Linked DNA regions of Homo sapiens: region 1 is linked to region 2. The links are chromatin contacts, found by Hi-C or POLR2A ChIA-PET in ENCODE. All regions are on one chromosome and are shown on one strand. The core of a region is the stretch at or near the end of the contact, and the rest is flanking DNA. Distances in the headings are between cores, read along the strand shown. Region 1 overlaps STK24 (serine/threonine kinase 24). Region 2 overlaps STK24 (serine/threonine kinase 24).

The links. A loop is a pair of places that touch in the nucleus more often than their neighbours do. ChIA-PET counts read pairs that join two places held with the same protein, here RNA polymerase II (POLR2A). Pooled maps may share reads with other maps.
Region 1: a map of B cell shows a loop between it and region 2 (3-fold over the local background). The contact joins two enhancer-like sites. A Hi-C loop is called at or near these places in 18 of 168 maps with a recorded cell type or tissue (B cell, CD4-positive, alpha-beta T cell, CD4-positive, alpha-beta memory T cell and 14 more), 37 of 37 single-sample maps with no recorded cell type and 21 of 50 pooled maps. POLR2A ChIA-PET finds 5 or more read pairs at or near these places in 31 of 52 experiments (A549, AG04449, AG04450 and 24 more).

Annotation. Positions count from the first base shown.
Region 1 is chr13:98,505,403-98,512,268 of GRCh38, forward strand. The region is part of intron 2 of STK24 (serine/threonine kinase 24); the gene reads right to left. Among named protein-coding and RNA genes, the nearest start is that of STK24, 68 kb to the right of the region's middle. RefSeq lists enhancers at 525-1,124, 1,125-1,724, 1,725-2,324. Within about 2 kb of position 4,254, at least 29 of the 41 ENCODE cell types and tissues checked have a DNase peak (open chromatin) inside an H3K27ac peak, as active enhancers do; they include B cell, CD4-positive, alpha-beta T cell, GM12878 and 4 more, where a contact is called at or near this core.
Region 2 is chr13:98,473,129-98,479,375 of GRCh38, forward strand. STK24 (serine/threonine kinase 24) reads right to left here. Exons shown (of 11, transcript NM_001032296.4): 4 at 2,122-2,230; 5 at 1,693-1,850. Among named protein-coding and RNA genes, the nearest start is that of FARP1-AS1, 40 kb to the left of the region's middle. RefSeq lists enhancers at 3,030-4,229, 3,271-3,370, 3,381-3,530, 3,681-3,900, 4,107-4,401 and 1 more. Within about 2 kb of position 3,168, at least 31 of the 41 ENCODE cell types and tissues checked have a DNase peak (open chromatin) inside an H3K27ac peak, as active enhancers do; they include B cell, CD4-positive, alpha-beta T cell, GM12878 and 4 more, where a contact is called at or near this core.

The sequences.
Region 1 (6,866 bases), core at 3,004-5,503, 33 kb after region 2:
ACACCAGCCTTGGCTGGAAGCCAACAGCAGAAGCATGTATGTAAATGAAGACTGCAGATGATTAGCTTCTGTAAGCCCTGGTCTATAATCAACCTTGTCATTGACCTATCTCCACTGATTCCATTTACAATGACAGGGAAGAGTCATTAGACCCAATTGAAGCATATAATCGAAAGCCAATCTCATACCAAGCCAACCAAAAATAATCAAAATTCTGTAAACTAACTTGAGTACCTAATCTAGTGCAACAATGATTGGTCTCTTAACAGGTTATGTAAATTTCTTTCAGCAATTCCATCTGCAGTGACCAACAGCCACCCAATGTCAAAACATCAACACTTTCTAACTAACTGCACAGCTAGCAAAAGTATTTATGTATGTTCTATTATATATCAACACATCATTTCCTTGAAAAAATCTGCTTTTCCCGGGACAAAGAAATGCCTGCAGATACTTGATCCTTGTCACTACAGAAATGTGAATAATGGAAATCAGAATACTGTTAACAGTTATCTGTATATCAAACATACAAAGAAAGGAAGACAAAAAAATCTTTTCATGAAGAGTTTTCTGTATCTCTGTTTTAAAAGTTTGATTCAAATATATGTTTTAGATAGCCAATCAAAAAAGGAGAAAAAGCTTACCTACAAATTAATTTACTTCTCTAAAGATGAACTGCCACAGACAAAAGGACTCGCCAAAACACCAATTAAGTTTTACGTCTAGTAGCTTTTCAAAAGGCAAAAATCTAAACCAGTCACCACTCCAGAAACGACTAGGAACTAACTCCAAACACATCAGTCAATTCTCTAGAGCCCGACGGGTCTGAACTGTCAGACAAAAAGAGCAACGTTCTCACGGACCCTGTGCTAGGATGCAAAGGTGACAAGGAAATAAAATACAGGTCGTCAGGAAGGATACAGCTTTTCAGACAGCTGGATTCCTAATAACTGGAACGGCTGCAATGAGAACAAATGGAATCACCGCCCAGATTCATAGGCAACCGTGAACATCCACAGGTGAGGAACACAGCAGTGCTAACGAAGGAAGGTGCAGGACCACAAAACCAAAACGAGGCTCCTGGCAGCAGCTGATGCGAGCACAGGAGGGGAGGACAAGGACTGCCCTGCCGAGCTCACAGGGCAATGTCTCCCGTAGCCGAAGCAGCTCCTCCGTTATCAATCACACAGTGCAATTTCCCACTCAAACACAAAGGACAGACTTGTGGACCCTGGCTAAGCTTCCGGATCTATGTCAAAGTGGGGCACAGCTACCGGCACCAATTCAAATTCAATCATTTAATACATATGAGTACAGAGGTGAGCATCGGCGAAGCACTAAAAATGCACTAAAACCACGGACACGTGTTAGGCAAGAATTTCTCCTGCTGAACTACCCAATAAATACGGTGGCCGTGAGTAAGAATTCAATGCTAGGACAAATACAGTCTTTTGAAGATGTGACCTAATACTCTCAGATTCCAGGCAAGTGTGAAACGGTGACCCTGGGCCAGGAGCCCGCAGGCCCGTCTTGCTAATTTGCTCAGGCTTTCAGGGGAACCTCACTGGACACATGCAAAGGGCGTGCTGACCTGTGAGCAGAGGCCTGAGTGCAAAGGACGGTGCTGGCCGACACTAGGCCTCTGTAAATGTGCAGCTGGGCGGGAGAGCCAGCGAGGATGCCTCCAGCAAGGCAGTGCCACTGTGTCTGCTCCACCCGATTCTCCCTCCTCAACTTTGTAAAATGGCTGAACTATTGAATAAATATCTGAAATACCCTCTGTAGAAGGAGAACACACCACTGGAGAGAGGGAATCCGGTAAGAAAATGGGGGAGAAGTACTTAAGAGGACAACCGTCAGGTGCAGGGAAGCTAACGGTAGACCAGGAATGAGGAAACTCTGGCCCTAAATCCCAGCTCAACAGCCAAAGGGCTGCAAAAGCTTTGAAAGCCTGAGCAAATTAGCAAGACAGGCCTGCGGGCTCCTGGCACAGGGCCAACGCTTCACACTTGCCTGGAATCTGAGTATTTGTCCTAGTGTTGATAGTAGAAGAAAAGGAAATCACTCAGCTTCTCTGGGCCATGGTTTTCTAGCCTAGAGAAAGAAAGATAAGGGCTAGCCACCTCTGAAGGCCTTTCCAGCTCTAATTATCTTTGGCTCTGATTTCTCTGACTTTACACAAGGAATACCGTATCTTAGGGCCAGCTGAGCCAAATCAATTACAGACTGCAAATAACTTAAAAGACAAGTATGCCCAGTGTCTGCAGATGAGGAAACAGAGCCCAAAATTAGACTACCACACTCCCTGGCTTCATTCCCAGCCAGGACGGGATATCCTGAGGCAGGTCTCCAGGTCTCCAGATCTCCAGAGCACAGAGTCAGGAAGGCGGGAGACAAACAGAAATGTGATGGTAAAGGCAGCCTCCCCTCTAACTAGGTCTTGTCTCTAGCTTCTTTTATGACACTTCCCAAAAGCCCATTGCAGATCTCTTCCCCCAACCCTAAAACCTCTATTCCACCAAGTCAAGCTCAAGTGGTGTTATCCCATAAACCCACATGGCCCAAAATGCAACAGGGAAAGTACCAAAGGAGAATTCAAACACCAATGCATAACAAGTGTTTGACATTACAATAAACTCAAAAATATAAAGAAACACGTAGCCTGCAATGACGGTCCCAGCTACCCAGAATTCTTCCTGCTCCCCACCGCTTCTTGCTACTTCAAATACTAAAATATGAAAGGCTAATTATAAAGCTAATAGAAGAAAAAAAATAAATATATTTGTAACCTATGAGAAGCTGATGTATTTCGTATACAGGATCCCAAAAGCAGAAATCATATAAGGTGAAAAACTGATGGATTAACTACATTAAAATCAAGGATTTTTTTCCCCAACAGAGGACGCTTCAAAGTTAAAACTAGTGTGATAAAGTCAGAGAACACACCTGTGGTATCAAAAACCAACACTAAGAGACAAGAAACATAGTAGGAAATTTCACAGAAGAATGTATGTTAATAAACAGCAAGAGTATTTGCCTACAAGTAAACCACTAGCCTTTCAGGGTCAGCAGAAAAGAATGCCAATTTAAATGCAACTTACACCACAAGCCCCACTGGAGAGCAGAAATGCTACTTAGAATTTCTGTTGGGACAGAAGATGAGATCTTTCTTGGTAAACTTATTGCTATTGTCCGGGAAAGTGAGGGTGGGAGGAACAGGGGGTATTTTAAAGGGGCCAGGGGCATGTCTGTGTACACAGTGTCTGGTTCCATGCCATACGAGCTATGGCAGAGAGAAAAAGCACTTTCCCCTAACTCTCAGAAAAGGTGGTCTTAAATCAGAATGAGTTAACTTTGTAACATACCACAAACTAACCTTCAGGGCCACGCCTCATATTTTATTCCCATGAAGCTCCCACTTAAAACAATTCACACCTTCTCTGCTTTGAAGTCCATTCTTCAGCTTTGCCAATTTCAAAGCTGTTTCATCAGTTCTCAAAGGGATGGTCAAGCTTGAGGAATGTGACTAGCGCTGGTGAGACTCACAAGAGCTCCTGTTCACAGACTAGAAATAATTTGTAATGAATTAATTTGTAATGTGGCTACCAGGCCAAAACATATAGTTTTGGGCACCCTTTTTTAGTTTCACAATACTTCATAAGCCTAATTATCAGACAATTATTTCCTGACTAGAAAATTGAAAGGGAATTTGATAATCACATGTAATAAACACATTAAACTATAGAAAACTTCCTAGGAGATATGAATTCAACAGAATAATCCTAATGGTTAAGAACATACATAGATGCTCAAAGTTATGATTAATAGAAATGGAAATAAACATAAAATACTGTTATAGCTAAGAGATTGGTGAAAGAAAGTTTTATAGTATCAATGTTGCCAAGAACGTAGACAAACCATGCTCAACACAATTAGCCATGATTAGTCATGAGGGAAATGCATGTGAAAACCATGAGATACTGCTTAACACAATTTTAAAAAAACAAACAAGGGGAAATTGAAACCTTCATTCACTACCATGAGAACATAAGCCACTACTGAAAACAGTCTCAACAGTTCCTCAAAAACAAAAAAAAAAACCAGTTCCTCAAAAGGTTAAACATAAAATTTGTATATTACAGTAAACTCTTCAAATTTTATGTTGCCTTGGCATCCATTTTGAATACAAGTTTAACTTTCTCATACCAGAAGCAGGGCTTAGTCACCCTTGACACGGTCTCCAGTTCTAGACCACACCCAAAAGGCCCAGCTCGCTGGCCAAGATAAGAACTTAGAGGCATCTCCTACACCCAGCAGACTGAGCTCCCCATGTTCCATCTGCTTCCTTTAAACAGAACACTCAGGCCTGCCCGAGAACTTACAGAGCCCCACGCCCTGTTCCCTCTTATATAATGTATACTGCCAGTTGTGCACACTCTCTCTGTCGCTCTCTCTCTCTGCCTGACTCTTCATTCTTGCCTTGTGTAACCCAGGACAGAGGACTGCCTCCTGCCCAGGATATGTAAGTAATAAGTCTTTGAACTTGGATTTGACCACGACATATTATATGTAATATCAAAATATCACATGTACCTCAGATATCTGTACAATCATTATGTAGCCATTTTTCAAAAGCATCTTCTAAAATATATGTTTGAACTTGCTTCCTGTTGTGATGGTGTACGGACTCTGTACCCTCCATCCGAAGAACCAACCACATTACCCCAGGACGTGTGGGAGCAAACAAGGTTGGACTCCCAGCACCAGAATGATGGCCAGGTAGTCAGACAAGACCCACAGGGGTGTCCGTCAGTATAAACAAGTTTCCCGAGTCGGGGCTCAGACCATTATGCGTGAGCCCATCCACCAGGTAAAAGAAGCATCCTGTGAAAGGCACACGGTCATCACCCACATCCAGCTGCCTTTCAGTTCCCCTTAGGGAAGGGTCGCTAGCTACTCTGATACTGGAACCCAATTCAGATGGGGGCTCCCAAAACACATTTGACCCAATAACCCCACTCCCAAGTAATACATCCAAAAGAAAGGAAAACATATCCACACAAAAACTTGTACACGAATGTTCATGGGAACAGTATTCACAACAGCCAAAAAATAAAAACCCAAATATCCACCAACTGATAAATAGATAACAAAGTGTGGTCTATCCACAGAATGGAACATTATTCAGCAATAAAAAGAGCTATTGACACATGCTGCAACAGAGCCCTTGAAAACATGCCGCGTGAAACAAACCAGACACAACAGGACACATGTTCTATAATTACACTTATATGAGGTGTCCAGAATACGCAAATCTATAGAGACAGAAAGGAGACTCGGGAATCTGGGAAGAAATGGGAAGTGAATGATGATGGGTAGAGTATCTTTCGAGGGGATGAAATGTTCTAAAATTGTGGTGATGGCTGCACCGCTCTGTGATATACCAGAAACTCTTGAATTGTATATTTTAAGTGGGTGAATTGTAGATCGGTAAAGGTTTTTATTTTTTTACTTAAACACAGAAACAAAAACCCACAGCTAAACCAGGCATTTAGCTGGTAAGGCTATTCCGAACAACCACACGGTAGTATTTTTTCCTTACTAATAAAAGAGATAGACAGTGTCTCACTCTGTTACCCAGGCTGGGGTACAATGGCACAATCATAGCTCACTGCAGCCTCGAACACCTGGGCTCAAGTGATCCTCCCACCTCGGCTTTCCAAAGTGTTGGAATTACAGGGTGAGCCACTGTGCCCGGCCCCATATTCCCACATGGTAGCATTTACCTAAAATGAATATCCTACTCCAAACTCTAGAGTACTGACGGGAAATAGTAAGCGTCTTAGGACAAGATACTCAAAAATCATAAGTCATTAGGGAAATGCAAATTAAAACTACAATGAAATACCATTCCACACCTACTAAAATGGCAAACATGAAAATTACTGACAGTACCCCAAATGCTGGTGGGGATGCAAAATTATACAGGCACTCTGGAAAATTAAACAGACATTAAATAGAAATTAAATACCTATCCTACTCATAAGTATTTGCTCTAGAAAAATGAAAAACTTATGTTCATACCAAAAAAGTGCATCAATATTCATAGCAACACTGTTCATAATCACCAAATTCTGGAAACACCCACATGTCCTTCGATAGGTAAACCTGGTTATACACACCCTGGTGCCCTACTTAACAGTAAAAAGGAACAAACAAGTGACACATGCATGAACACGGAAGGATTCCTCAGGCATGACAATAACTGAAAAACGCCACTAACAAAAGCCACTAACAACAGATGTGTGATTCCATCTACGGTGCTCCGGAAAAGCCAAAATGCTAAGGACTGATCAGTGACTGCCATGGGCGGGGGATGGTTCAGGAATTCTTTGGAACGTTGGCATTGTTCTGGTCCCATGTGTGGTGGTACTTATAAGAATCTATACATATGTTACAACACATAGGACTATACATCCAAGAGTGAGTTTTACAGTAATTTTTTTTTTTTTTTTTGAGACAGAGTCTCGCTGTGTCACCCAGGCTGGAGTGCAGTGGTGTGATCTCAGCCTCCCAGGTTCAAGCGATTCTCGTGCCTCGGCCTCCCAATTAGCTGTGACTACAGGTGCGTGCCACCATGCCTGGCTAATTATTTTTGTATTTTTAGTAGAGACAGGGTTTCCCCATGTTGGCCAGGCTGGTTTCGAACTTCTGACCTCAAGTGATCCAATCGCCTCAGCCTCACAAAGTGCTGGGATTACAGGCGTGAGCCACTGTGCCCAGCCTACAGTACATAAATTTTTAAAAATGTTATGGGGAAAAACAAACCCATACATACACCATACACAAAACCATGTTTTCTCTAT
Region 2 (6,247 bases), core at 1,918-4,417:
AAGAGACTTTTGTTCTTGTCTACTCCAGTATTACTGGAATCCAGAAAAATGTGCCTACACAGAATGGGTTAAATGAAAGAATCAATATGAAATAAATACAATAATGAAAGAGAGAGAAAGAGAGAAGGAAGGGGAGGAAGGAAAGGGGAAAGGAAGGAGGGAGAGAGGGAAATCTAAAATCAGAGTCCTCAGTCACATGGTAGATCAGCTAATTTACTACAAAGAATGAGAAGAGAATAATCGAGGTGGTGTCATCCAATGAGTTAAGAAACATGGGTTCTAGTCTCAGCCTTGCCAAAATCTACACAGATGAACTTTGATAAATGGGGTCAGCTTAAAATAAAGAGAATGGACTAAACATGTAAGTTCCTGGTCGAGTCCCAAAATTACATGACCCCAGGAAAAGGGTCAACAGCCAAAGTGACTGCAGATGAGAAGCAGCCAAGGCAGTGTCCCTCCCACGTGGGGTAGAGACACTCCCAGGCAAGGGCACACACCCAAGACCAGCCAGGTCTGCTGTGTGGGTATGTGGGGGGTGGGGGAACCCATCAGTCACTCACCAGCCAGAGGCTGTCAAGGCCATCATAGTGCTCAGAAAAGTCACAGCCACCGCTACCACTCAACAGTGAGACGGGCTCACTCCTCCCAAGGTGGAACCAGGTACGCCTGCAACTTGAGCTACAACCTGGACGCTTTCTAACAGTCTATAGCTTGCAACGGTGACCTGGGTCTGCAGGGAAAGTCACCTGGTGCTTCCTGTACTATGTTTAACAAGGTGGGAAGTTTACTGGGTACTGGGAAGATTTCTGTTTAAAAGCAGCAGCAAGGTTCGGCCTATATGCATATCTGAGTTAGGTATTTGTTTGCTCAGAAACTTGGAGCCCAGGAAAGCCAATTCTCCGTGGATCATGTGGCCTTTTAACTGTGTACAGGGTCCTAAGAAGAGCAGACTGTGCGAACTGAAGTTAAACCAGAGCCCTAGGAGGCAAAGTCCCGGGATTTTTTGTCCCATCTAACAGAGTTCACAAAAGTGGAGGGCAACAGAGAAAAAGAATATGAGAAAAATTAGGAGAGTGTCCCTAACACAGGACAAGTAAAAAACAGTGGGAAGAAAGGGTTAGGGTTTCATCACATGTTGACAAGGACAGGCTGGGAACGAGAATCCTCAGAACTAAAAATAATAGGAAGACCCTGCAGCAGTCACTCAAAGCACTGTTCTTCCTCCATTCTCACGCTTCCGTGGACTCCCTTTCTCTTGTGGGAGCCCCTTTCTCTACAGGCCCCTTCAAGGTTGCCGATTCCACGCACTTGCACTTCGACCCCCAGCTGTGCCCAGACAGCAGGTGGAGCCCCTCTGCAACCGCACACGCCTCCACCCCTCACCACCATGGCCCTTCAGTTCCTCCCACCCCCCTCCAAACCCGCTCCATCCTGTGTCCCCGCTGCCACCAAACAAACATAGCCTGAGTTAAAAACCTCGATCATGGTGGGCTGGATCAGCACAGGGTATTAAATGATACAGCAGGAGACAGAGGAGAAAACTGTTCATAACCAAGGTTGAAGAATTACCTTTATGACCTACCTCAAGGTACCAGCTTCGTTCCAACTTAGAAAAGCTACCAGGCTAAAGAACAAAAGGCGGGAGCCCTCCAGGCCTCGTGAGGCACGGCGCCGCCCTCACCCTCCCCTCACCTTCGAGTCATAGGCCGACTGTTTGATGACCTCGGGTGCCATCCAGAATGGGGTGCCCACGAAGGTGTTCCTTTTGATCTGGGTGTCTGTCAGCTGGCCAGCCACGCCAAAGTCCGCCAGCTTCACCTCGCCATGCTCAGACAGCAGGACGTTGGCCGCTGCAAAAGAAAGCCAAGGCGGCCCTGGGCGGTGCGGACTTACAACTCCGTGCACTGCCACAAGCGCGTCTTCTCCCTGGCTGGGTGGCGAACCCACCGAGCACAGGCACCGGGGCTACACTTTTTGTCAGACCCCCTCAAAGCCAGCCCAGCCCAGGCAAGGCAAACGTGCAGGACAAATGGGCGCCAGCACCTTCCCTTGAGAAGTCTTCAGGGCAACCCCACCACCACCTTCAGTATTTCAAAGGAATGAAAACGGATGTCCTCTTACCTTTAATGTCTCTGTGGATTTTCTTCTCCGAATGGAGATAATCGAGTCCTTTCAGTATTTCTCTTAATATAGTAGCGATCTGGGTTTCATCTAATGGGCCAGGTTCTAACTAAGAAGAGAAAAAAATTCTTAAAGTTACTTAAATGATTATCTTATGAAAAGTTTGAGATAAAACAGAAACACTATCCATGTTAATGGACAAGGGTAATTAAAACCTGAAATCTTCTTCACTTAAAACACATGATTTTGCCCTAACAATTACAGTCCACTGAGGGACCCTTAAAAAAACAAAGGGCCCGAGAAAATGGCTTTGCTCAATGAAGCCAAGCCAGCAGAGAAGCAAAGAGGAGCCAATGAGGAAGCCCGCAGCCCCGCCTGCGCCTGCAGCTGACCACAGGGCGACCCCCTGGCCATGGCAGGGGCGGGGCGCAGGCTGAGCCAATGAGGAAGCCCACGACCCGGCCTGCGCCTGCAGCTGACCTCAGGGTGCCCCTCTGGCCATGGCAGGGGCGGGGTACAGGCTGGGGATTTCACTCCAGGAAACGAACAGCCAAGAGACAGAGCAGCCAGGATCTGTCCTAACATATGTGGTTCCCTTACCAGAAGGCTCACCCCTGGTACCCAAAAACACCCAGGAAAGAAGGCCTAGGAGCCAGGCGCCTCTGAGGATATCCTTGTATTAGAATTTTTTAAATCTGCAGTTAAAGCTCCCCAACTTGGGGGAATGCAGCTGAAAGAGCTTAAATCCTAATAGTTTGGGATTTGTTATATAATAGATATTATATAATAATAATAACTATTATATTATCCCTAAGATAATAATTACCTCTGAAAGCTTTTATTCTCAGAAACTCAAAATAATTGTTCCTATTGACTCCTTTATATCCACAACTATATCAGATGAAAGGAAGAAATGTCAGGTATCCACATCTCCATTTAAAAGGAAAGGAAAACCAGGCTAACAAAGGCTCACTTCAAACCAGACGGGAAGCCCCCCCCCGCCCCCTGCAGAGTGGGGCAGTCAGTCACAAACAGTAATTCCACAGATGACAGCAGCAAAGCCACCAGTGCTCCCCGGAACCACAGAAACGGAGCCAGACAGAGGGCAGATGTCTAATCGATGCAGGTAGGGTTCCCCCAAATCATGGTCCCCCATTCTTGGTTTTCAGACTTGACAGTGAATGTCTTCACAGCCCACACCCACACATTTTAGCCAACAGGAAGATACAATCTGGGGCCTTTCACTTAGTTTTAAAAAGATAAGAAATGTGCTTTAAGCCAAAGGGGATGAAAACTAGGGCGCTCCTCCACAGGAAGCATCCGACTCAGGCGTGCACATCTCTGGGACAGAGCCCGACAGTCCTTGCGTGCCTCAGCTCCTTCACATCCTGTTCCACATCCGGAAGTACTTGTGGGGTGCAGTGTGGGGGCAACCGAGACAGCCCTTGTCACCGAAACCACAGCCTGACTCATACCTGGCCCTGCTTTCCGGCCCATGGGTGAGCTGTGCTGCCTTGGCTCGCAGGCCTGCCCTGGTCTACACAGCAATCCCAGGGTCAGGGCCACTCTCAGAGGTGGCCTCTCCTCACACACTGGCCTCGCTGGGACTCTGGCCTGCCTGGCAGCAGACACACCTGGAATCCAGCCACCCCTGGCCTTCTCCACCCAGGACCCAGGTGCAGAGAATGCACTTGTCGCTTTTAGTTTGACCGCACACATATGCTCAGAGAAGGTCAAAATGCCCATCTCCATCGCCTGCCAGAAATTGTCCCAAATTCCAATTAAGATATTGTCCAAAAGTTACCTCAGACTAAGGCATTACGCCACAGACTCTGTTCCCCAGAAAGTAGTTTTTTCCCAGTTACCTGAACAAAAGTCTTATTTATAAGAAATGCATATCAAAACTACTATTCTAAAGAACACAATCAGGAAAACTATGCCTTAAGTCAGCTTTCTCCACATCTATTTTTCAGTGTTCATAGAATGTAGAAATTTTAATTTTCAAAATGAGGAACACAGACTTTTCTCATCACCTGGGTGGACAGTGGGGAGGAGGATAGAGATGCCGGAGTGTTTGCTTTTGTTCATAATGCTGGAGTGCAGGAGAATCCAGTCGACCAAAGATCAAAGTCATGTTAGAGGCCAGGCGCGGTGGCTCATGCCTGTAATCCCAGCACTTTGGGAGGCCGAGGCGGGTGGATCACCTTGAGGTCGGGAGTTCGAGACCAGCCTGGCCAACATGGTGAAACCCCATCTCTACTAAAAACACAGAAAAATTAGCCGGGCATGATGGCACATGCTTGTAATCCCAGCTACTTGGGAGGCTGAGGCAGGAGAATCGCTTGAACCCAGGAGGCAGAGGTTGCAATGAGCCAAGATCGCACCATTGCACTCCAGCCTGGGTGACAGAGCAAGATTCCGTCTCAAAAAAAAAAAAAAAAAGTCACATTAGAGTCGGGTCCCATCTCCCATCTCCTCCTTCACCAAGTCTGTGCCCAAGCCGACGATCAATACCTGTGGTTAGATCTGGACTTAACCACCTCCCTTCCATTACCAAGTCTCCCAAAAGCAACGGCAGAGCGGCCTGCTGTCATTCCCAAAGGGCGCTAAGAGGAAGAGGTGAGGAACACTCATGGAAAATCCTCCCCTGGATAATTAAGGGCTGGCTCTGTGATGACTGTCTGCATGGTTCTGCCCTTTTAAATCTGCCCTGAACACCATCCATCATTGACTTATATGCCCATGGGGAACGAGGAGGAAGGGGAGAAAAAGAGATAAAACTCTCCTTACTTGGGGGGAAATCCTTTCTGCGTCAAAATTCACTATAAAGGGTATTCGGCTGCTGTCTACCCCCCAGAGTGCCTCATGAGCAGCTCGGACCAGGCCAAGCTCTCCAAGTCAGCAGCTGGTGTTCGCCATTGCGACCATGCTCTCCATCATTCAGGCACTTGCAGACTCTTCAAATAGGACCCAGGAAAAAAACCTAGACCACATCCCACCTCTGTGTGACTTCTAACTCCCCCTCCCCGAGCCTGTCCTCCCCTGCTTCGAAGCTCTGTAACAGGGACTATTGGCCGGGGCACTCAGCCACAACAAGAAACCACATTTCCCAGACTCTGAGCAGCAGCCTGTGGTCAGGTGACTAAGACCTCGCCAGTGGGTCAGACAGGAGCAAATGTGCCCCATGCCCCTGCTTGGTCTTGGCCCTGAAGCACTGGCAGTGGGAGAGGACAATGGCTGAAGACCAAGGGAAGCCTGGGGCTCCAGATGCTGAAGCCACCCACCAGCACAGACCGTGACGGTATGGACCAGAGCCACTGACCCCATGTGCAGGGGGAGAAATAAATTTCTATCTTTTGTGAGACACTGTTTTAGAGCTGCTATGATGGCAACTTGGCCTAAACATTAATGAATATGCCATCTCATTTCTTAAAACCCATGTCGTGTACTCATTTTTTAAGTCCGTCAAACATCTCTGCCTGATTAAGTGACTGGTTTATGTAGCATTGTCCCTTTGTAATTAGATTCCAAGGTTGTCCCTCGGATTCTCTGGCAACACTGGCTGATCTTTTAATCAGCTAAAACCTTCTGGTCTCAGGCCCTCTGTGGCTCATCCTCACTCCAGCTCCCCCATTCACCTCCCTCGCCTGCATTGTTTTCCTTGTAAGGAAGGAACCTTCTAACAAACGGTGTAATTGACAGACCTCCCCACCAGAACTCCCCAAGAGCAGGACTTTCCGCTGCTGTGTCCAACGGCAATAATCCCCAATGGCCAGAGCAGCCCCTGACACGCGGGAGGCACACAACTCTATGCTGAATGAAAAATGGTTTCCCTCCCCGGGCTACAAAGACAGACTGCATTTAAGTTAGGGTGTCTTGGACTGTGTGATACTTCTTATGCTCTTCTAAGTCAGGGCACCCTACAGGCAAGGCGGCTGGAACTTGAGAGATGACTGACTTGAGTAGTTTTCAAGCTATATTCCAAGAGCCCAGCGGCCTTGGGATCATATAGACACTTAATTTCCATTTACCATTTTATTTTAAATTTTTTTAAATCAACGGACTGAGCACACACTCAAATATGTGCATTCAAAATAAAATGTGTACCTATTTTCTATTTTATATT